2 separate regions of the Homo sapiens genome follow, and region 1 is linked to region 2. Evidence: read pairs that join two places in POLR2A ChIA-PET (ENCODE). Cell type or tissue: PC-9. All regions are shown on one strand.

Region 1 (4,000 bases), 640 kb after region 2:
TCCAGTATTTATACACCTACTGCAGGAAGTTACAGGTTGAGTGTTATTTGGGGGATGCAGGTGGGTTGCACTTCCAGCCTCCTTCATGATGGGCTTCAGTGGCCAAAGAAGACTCTTAATTAAAGAAATGTAGATGCTGGCAGCTGCAAGTCACTGGACATATACAGGAGATGGGAGAATATAGACAGGCCACTGATAATGGCTGCTACATGTGCATATCCACGTTACATTGTCAGATCTGTGAGCCAGTGCATGGTGTATTACGTGGGAATTGGGAGACCCAATTTCTCGCTTAATATGTTTAAGCTCTGTTTGGAAATCCATAACTGAACACAACTTAGAGACCCAGGGAAGTGCTTCTGAAGCCAGCAGCCGAGATAACAAAAGATTTATAAAGCAGGCCAAGTTGGTTGATGGCTCTGGGTTTATTTAGCCTACAGAAGGGAAAGTTGAAACAGAGCTTAATTAAAATCCACTGAATCTAATCTCTTTGTAAATTCTGTTAATTCTATATCCACAGTGACTTTCTTTTTCACCCCTCAAGCCCTTGTCTAAGCTGTCAATATTTATCACCCATATCGTCATTTTCTTGACTTTTAGATTGAATGCTCTTTTTTCTAAAAAAAAAAAAAAAAAAAAAAACAAAGCACACAAACACATGCACATAACAAAAGCAACAACAACAAATATTTTGTGATATCCCATTTAGTATCTGGATATAAAAATCATAGATAATGTAATCTATAAACATATCATTTCACAGACTGCAATATAATGCCCCGAACTTAATACATGAAGAAATAAAGGGAAGTAATTTGTAAAAAATAATAACATTTTAGCAATGCAATTGCTGGAGCACATCACACTCGAGTACCTGAGCAAGTAGTGAAATGCTTGCACTTCTTCACAGAATCAGATTGCATGCCATAGCTACAAATGCACAAACGTAACAGCACAGGTGTGTTACAATGGAATTCAAATGCCATTAGCAGTGTGAGTATACATATAAAATAGAGTTAAATGCTAGGGTCAGACTAGCATATGTATATATATATGTGTGTGTGTGTATATATATGTATATATATGTGTGTGCGTGTATATATATGTATATATATATATATATAGAGAGAGAGAGAGAGAGAGAGAGAGAGTTAAATACTAGAATTAAAAAAATTACCATAGTTCGGGTTACACCAGAAACTCACCTTGAAACAAAGATACAATAGCAAAGCAGTTTATTTGAGAGGTAAAAGAAGCACTGGTGAAGGAAGACTAGTATAAAAAGGTCAGACTAGTATATATGCCAGGTCAGACTAGTATAAAAAAGATTATTTAACTTTCACATGGAATGCAGGACACTTCTTAGTTGTTTGGAGCTGTCCTTTGCAATGCAAAAGGTCTGTCATTCCTGGCTCTTGTCCACTAATAACAGTAGCAAATCAAATGATCCCATTAAATTTTAAAACATGCCCCGTGACCAGTATTAGTTCCAGTGAGAAGCACTGACTCATTACAATAAAATCTTCTGATGGAAACAACATGTGATGTTAAAAACAAAGAAGTCTATAGATCCTAAAGTCCGTAAGTAAAGCAAAGCCAATGTTCCAGTAACTGCTCTGAGAAGCTGTGATATGCTCTGGGTTGCACAGAAACGTGGGAGACTATCAAGGCCCCTCCCATAGTTCATTCTCTCCCAGTGATTCAGGTAGTGAGTCAGCTAGTAGCGGTGTTCACAAAAACTTGGAAGTTCCTAGTCCACATGTTTGTGTGACCTCTCTGTAGCCTCTGTGTCTAGGTTCTTGAGTATACAATGCACTGTGGACTGTTTGTGGCTTGGTGCAATCAGAAGTCATGGAAGATGGATAGAATAAATAGAAAGGGTGGTAATGGAATTGTCAAACCACAAGATTGACAACTTCTTCTTCTGGGAAGGGTCCCAAGCAACAGTCCTCCAGGTTCCTCAGGTTAGGTGATGCTGAGGAAAGCCAAAGAGCACCTGACACCATCTCCTAGTTCTTGGTACCTGTTAGCATATGCCTTTCATCAGTCTTTGTCAAACATATCCATCCAAGTCCCTGGATGGCCAAGGAGAATGAATAGAGATACCTCTCACAGGGGTGGGAAGAAGATGTGAAGTGGAGGGCAGGAGGTGAAGGAAGCCTAGAAATGTAGGTTAAATTAGCCTGCTGAAAACATAAAATGTCTTTAGAATCTCATGCTTTATCTTTCGTTATTTATTTATTTATTTGAGTCAGTAGTTCATTGCTGCCCAGGCTAGAGTGCAGTGGTGCAATCATAGCTCACTGCAGCCCACAACTTCTGGGCTCAAGTGATCCTCCCACCTCAGCCTCCGGACTACCTAGGACTACAGGCACACTCCACCATGCATGGCTAATTTTTTTAAACAAATTTGTAGAAACAGTGCTCACTATGTTGCCCAGGCTAGTCACAAACTCCTGGGCTTAAGCAATCATCTCTTTGTGGCCTCCCAAAGCACTGGGTCTACAGGTGTGAGCCACCACAACCCAGCCTCATGCTTTATCTTTAAAAATTTATTATTTTTATATTCCATAGTACATCAATGTTTGTTTTTTATACATATTTTGGTTTTGTGTGTAGGTCTCTGGGTTTGTGTATATATACATAATCTAACTAACTAAAGCAGGTTTGATCAAAACTAACACTTCAGAAATAAATGTTATCTTTCTCCTATGGCTTCAAGTTACCACCAGTGGGTGCAAACATTTTCACTTAAAAGGTGTCGAGCTTATTGTTATTTGAACATAGGGTATTTTAGGTCCTTTCTAGATCCCTGTAGCTCTTCAAGGTACTGGAGTAATGATGGTGCATAGGGAGGATGGATTTAGCAGGAGAAAAATCTACACTTTCTGATATATATATATATATGTGTGTGTGTATATATATATACGTGTATATATATGTGTGTATATATACACGTATATATATATGTGTACACGTATATATATATGCATATATATGTATATATATATGCGTATATATGTATATATATGCGTATATATATGTATATATATGCGTATATATATGTATATATATATATGCGTATATATATGTATATATATGCGTATATATATATGTATATATATATGCGTATATATATGTATATATATATGCGTATATATATATGTATATATATGCACACATACATATTTTTATATATAGAGAGAGTATATATATATATATATACACACACACACAGTCTTTTGTGTCTGGCTACTTTTACTCAGTGTAATGCTTTTTAGATTAATCTATGCTTTTTTTATATATCTGCAGTGCATTCTTTTTTATTTCTGAGTAGTATTTTACCATATATATGTATTAAAATTGTTTATTTATACCTTCTCCTGCTAATACATATTTAGATTGTTACCAGTTTTTAATCTAGCATAAATAATAATTCTGTGAAGATTTGTATACAAGCATTTTTATGGACACATGTTTTAATTGCTCTTGGATAACTGCCCAGAAGTGGAATTGCAGACGCCACAAGGCTCCGTTAGGAAAGCAGGATCATGGTGGTGCTGCTGGCGTTTTGTTTGAACACCTATCTAGTGACGGCTCATGTACCATCACCTTCCCTATTTCATGAAAGAGATTGTGTATAATCATTATTATTTCTTCCTTAGATGTTTGAAATTATTCACCAGAGATGTCATCTGGGCTGGGATTTTTCCTTCTGAAGCATTTTTAGTTACAAATAAAATTATTTTTAGATAGACTATTTGGAATTTCTATTTTCTCTTGTCAGTTTTAGTCATGTGTGTTTTTCAAAGGATTCTTCCATTTCCTATCAGAAGTTAAATTTATTGGCATAAAGCTATTTATAATAGACCTTATTATTCTTTTAGTGACTGTAAAATTTGTAATCATGTTCCCTTTTTTGTTCTTGATATAAATAATTTGTGTCTTCTCCCTTGTTTTCTTGGTGTGTTTAAATAGAAGTTATTAGTTTTATTGTTCT
Region 2 (4,000 bases):
TAGCACAAGCCCTGATATTCTTTAGCCTGACCCTCAATGAAAATTAGCTGAGGACGCCTGAGCTCACTCTCTGGAATGAGACCTAAATACCATCTCCTGCATAATCTTATAGAAAATGAATGAAACAGAGACTGCACTGTGAGTTCTGGTGCCAATTATAAAGGATCTGGGGCAGGGATCTGGCATCCAGGTGGCTAGAGGAAGAGTCCTGGAGTTTTTAGCATCCTCCCCTCTGGGTCCCATTTCTCTGGTTTTTCATGGTGTGATCTGGACTGAAATGCCCATCAGTTATTCTAGACCCCGACTTACTGATCACAGAGAATCTTTAATCTGTGCTTGTTTACTCTGAAACTGGCATCTCCACTAGTGCTGCAGCTGCTCACCAGACACACCAGAGCACTCTTTCTTGCTGATGATGCTGGAGCACTTTGTTGCTCACTGATCATGCTGGAGCTCTATGTTGCTCACCCATCATCCTGGAGCACTCTCTTGCTCATTGATGATACTGGAGCACTCTGTTGCTCCCTAATCATACTGAAGCTCCATTTTCTCAGTGAGGATCAGAATTCATCATCCCTGGCTGCTCTAGTTCCCACATCCTGGTTGCTGGGAAGGGTTTTAAAACCTCTTACATGGAAAGAGTCCCTTCTTCCTGATTAGAGTCCAAACTGAAAATGGATCCTCTATTTGCAAGCACCACGACACTTCCAGTGCAGCATTAGTAAATACCTCCCAAGCAACAGCAGCCTGGCACATTATTGTTTAGCCACCTCCTGCCCGATATCATGTGGGTTTCACTTATAGAAGGTTCTACAAGGTAAGGGAGGTAGAAACAAGTCAGCACAAACAGAATTATAAATATCTTTATAGTGACAGATATATGAAATCTAATTGGGTGGGGAAAACAGATGCAGATAAACAGCTGGATAAGAATGCAGGTTTGAACCTAGTGAAATACAAAGAGGATGATATAAAAGATAATATTAAAGAAAAAGCTGCCTGTAGGTATTCTACCTTTTGCAATATTTTTTTATTTTCCATAGTCCCATCTGTCTTCTTGTCCATATACAATGCACATTTTTACATAGTTGCAGTCATGTCACAAATACTATTTAGGGTTCTGTGTTTTCGCTTAATATTACATGAATTTGCCGTATTGCTCCAATCTTTCTTTTATGGCTGCAGAAATGCCATTGTGGTGATTCACACCAAGTTTCTTGCCTTTTACCTATTGTTGGAATTTTATGTCTCCAGCTGCTTAGCATTATGGATAATTTTGTAAAGATTATCTTAGGATATTCAGCTTTGTGCTTTTGTTGATTTTCTTAGGATCAAAATCCAGGAGGGAACTGATTTGTAAAGGGGTATGAGGAACAACATTCCCTCTGGTACAAAGCTAACTGTGTTGGGCACAGCTCTAAGCCTCATACTAATCTTACTGGACATAGCTCTAAGCCTCATACTGATCTTACTGGCATGTTGCTCTAAGCCAGTAACTAGCATGTCACCTGGCAACTGAGCAGAAGAACAGAGGTTTACTAGGTCCTGAGGGAGGCTGTTACTGCACAAGTTCTTTGCTGGTGACAGCAGAAAGTACTTAGGGGCCATTCCAAGGGTCTGCCTTGTTTGCAGAGTTGATTCATTTGTGGTTGCCATATAAAGGCCTCTGAACCAACAATTGTTTGGGAGCAAAAGCAAACGAGTGCCAAGATCCAAGTTCTCGTACTGTGGCTGTAGGGTTGAGGGCTGCATAGGGTCGAAAGGTATAAGTCACTGTAATATCAGCGTGGGGACACCATGGGTCTCATCAGTGGTTTTGCCCATGGGCACAGCCCTTGTGGCGGATGTCTAATTGTGTGCAGCCCAGATGTCAGCGGAGGCCCTTGGAGATCCTATTAAACTTGACCCGAACCCCAATGCCAAGCCTTATGAGAGCCTTGAATCCACAGAGCAGTTGCTCTCCGTACCCACACCATATATCATCATGCCTCATTCAGCTTTCATGCCCTCTTATCTAAGAGTGCTGTCTGGTTCTGTCCTGCACCACCCATTCCAGGAACAAAGCCCATTTCCTTCACTTGGTCTTCACAAAAACCCACTTGCATTCAGACGTTTGTGAGTTTGGTAACTTTACTGAAGATCGAGGGTCATGAGGGGAGTCTTCATAGACTCGGCAGCCCTTGCTGTCTTTTCACCTCCTGCCTTCTCTGGTCCTCAACCTCATTCTTCTGAGCAACAGGCACCTGATCCCTGGTCTTCTTTAGTAAAGTTCCCCATACTCAGGTCCCTTCTGTGCCCATCCAGGTATTTTATCCCAAGCAAATAGATATGGCCCCCTGAAGGAAATCCTGGTAGAGAATCTTCCTCTATCTCACCATTTGCTGTCAATAACCATATCTTTACAGGTAGATGGTTAGTGAGGAGTTTTTGGTTTTGTTTTAAATGAGATAAGCTTTACATAAGAGGAGTTGTTTACAGGGAACTTTTACAGATATTATTCCATTCAGGACTCCCAGTAGCCCTGGCAGGTGATTAGTTAGACAGGTGCTATTATCTGAATGTTTGTGTCCTCCCCAAAGTCATGTGTTGAAACCTAAGCCCCAGCGGGATGGTGTTAGGAGATGGGGCCTTAGTGAGGTGATTTGGTCATGAGAACCAGGTCCTCATGAGTGGAATTATTGGCCTTACAAAAGAGGCCCCAGAGAGCTCTCTCACCCCTTCCCACCACATGAGGACACAAGGAGCAGTTGGTAGTCTACAACTTGGAAGATCACCCTCACCAGAAGCTGCCCATGCTGGCACCTGGTCCTGGACTTCCAGCCTCCATATCTGTGAGAAATGAATGTATGTTGTCAATAAGCCACCCAGTCTGTGATAGTGTATTATAGGAACCTGAACAGACGAAAGCAACTGGCATTATTATCCTGGCTTAGAGTTGAGGAGACTGTGGCCCAGAGAAGGGGAAGAACCTGATTGGGGCCACTCAGCTGATTATTGAAGAGCCGGAACCAGAGCCCAGATCTCTACTGGGTTCAGTGCATGATCCTTCTCCACATCATCTTGCCAGGTCAGTTCTAGGAGCCTCACTAAGCTCTAACAGTGGCAAGCATTCAATAAACGCCCACCCAGTAGACATTACCAAGTCCTCACTCTGTGCCTGTTTTCAAGAGTGTAGAGTGAAGAAAGCATGAATAAATTAAGAGGCTTCTTGTTACCCCAGCACCCAACACTTAGTTAAAACCAGATGTGATAGACAAAATATGTTATACCCACACAAAGGAATATTAGTCAGCCACGAAAAGGAATGAAAGAAATACTGATACATGTTACAACATGATTGACCTTGAAAACATGCTAGGTGAGAGAAGCCAGACGCAAACAGCCACAGATTCTATGGTTTCATTTGTACGAAATGTTTAGAATAGGCAAATCCATAGAGACAGAAAGCAGACTAGTGATTGCCAGTCTTGGAAGAGGGGGAAATAGAGTGAGTGCTTAATGGTGTAAGGTTTCCTTTTGGGGTGATAAAAAATGTCTTGTAACCAGATAGAGGTGGTGGTTGCACAATATTGTGGATGTACTAAATGTTACTAAATTCTACACTTAAAATGTTAATTTTATATTATGTGAATTTCACTTCAATTCAAAGTAAAAAAAAACTCAACAAACCAACAAACCAGTGTGACTTCACCCCCCCACCTTCAGCTTTCACCTCCTTGCATGGTTCCAGGTCCTGATGCTCCCTCACTGGACAGGGAATGAACATATGCAGACTCAGTTCTCAATTCTGTCACTTACCAGCTATGCGGCCTTGAGAGTTTATGCCTTTCTCTGGACCTCAGCTTTCTAACCTGCAAGTTGAGGATGTCACCCAGATTTTAACCCAAGTTCCTTCTAGGTAGGCATTCTGAGATATTGGGAGTAAAAGGAAGGATGCAAACCAATTGGGGAGGGGCAGGGGAGGCACTCTGTTTCTTCTGCAACTTTCTCTTCTCAGCTA

What was found. ChIA-PET counts read pairs that join two places held together with the same protein. Peaks named below come from ENCODE experiments on the same cell type or tissue, not always from the same donor. Only the 100,000 strongest peaks of a DNase experiment are listed, where the experiment ranks them.
Region 1: POLR2A ChIA-PET joins it to region 2 with 13 read pairs; 1 of 35 experiments calls an interaction of 5 or more read pairs at or near these places.

Annotation. Positions count from the first base shown.
Region 1 is chr3:187,401,574-187,405,573 of GRCh38, reverse strand. No RefSeq gene overlaps it. Among named protein-coding and RNA genes, the nearest start is that of RTP4, 35 kb to the right of the region's middle. In PC-9, no CTCF peak of the experiment used is centred here; a DNase peak (open chromatin) is centred at 1,683; H3K27ac peaks cover 539 bases.
Region 2 is chr3:188,044,216-188,048,215 of GRCh38, reverse strand. No RefSeq gene overlaps it. Among named protein-coding and RNA genes, the nearest start is that of LINC01991, 70 kb to the right of the region's middle. In PC-9, no CTCF peak of the experiment used is centred here; a DNase peak (open chromatin) is centred at 1,535.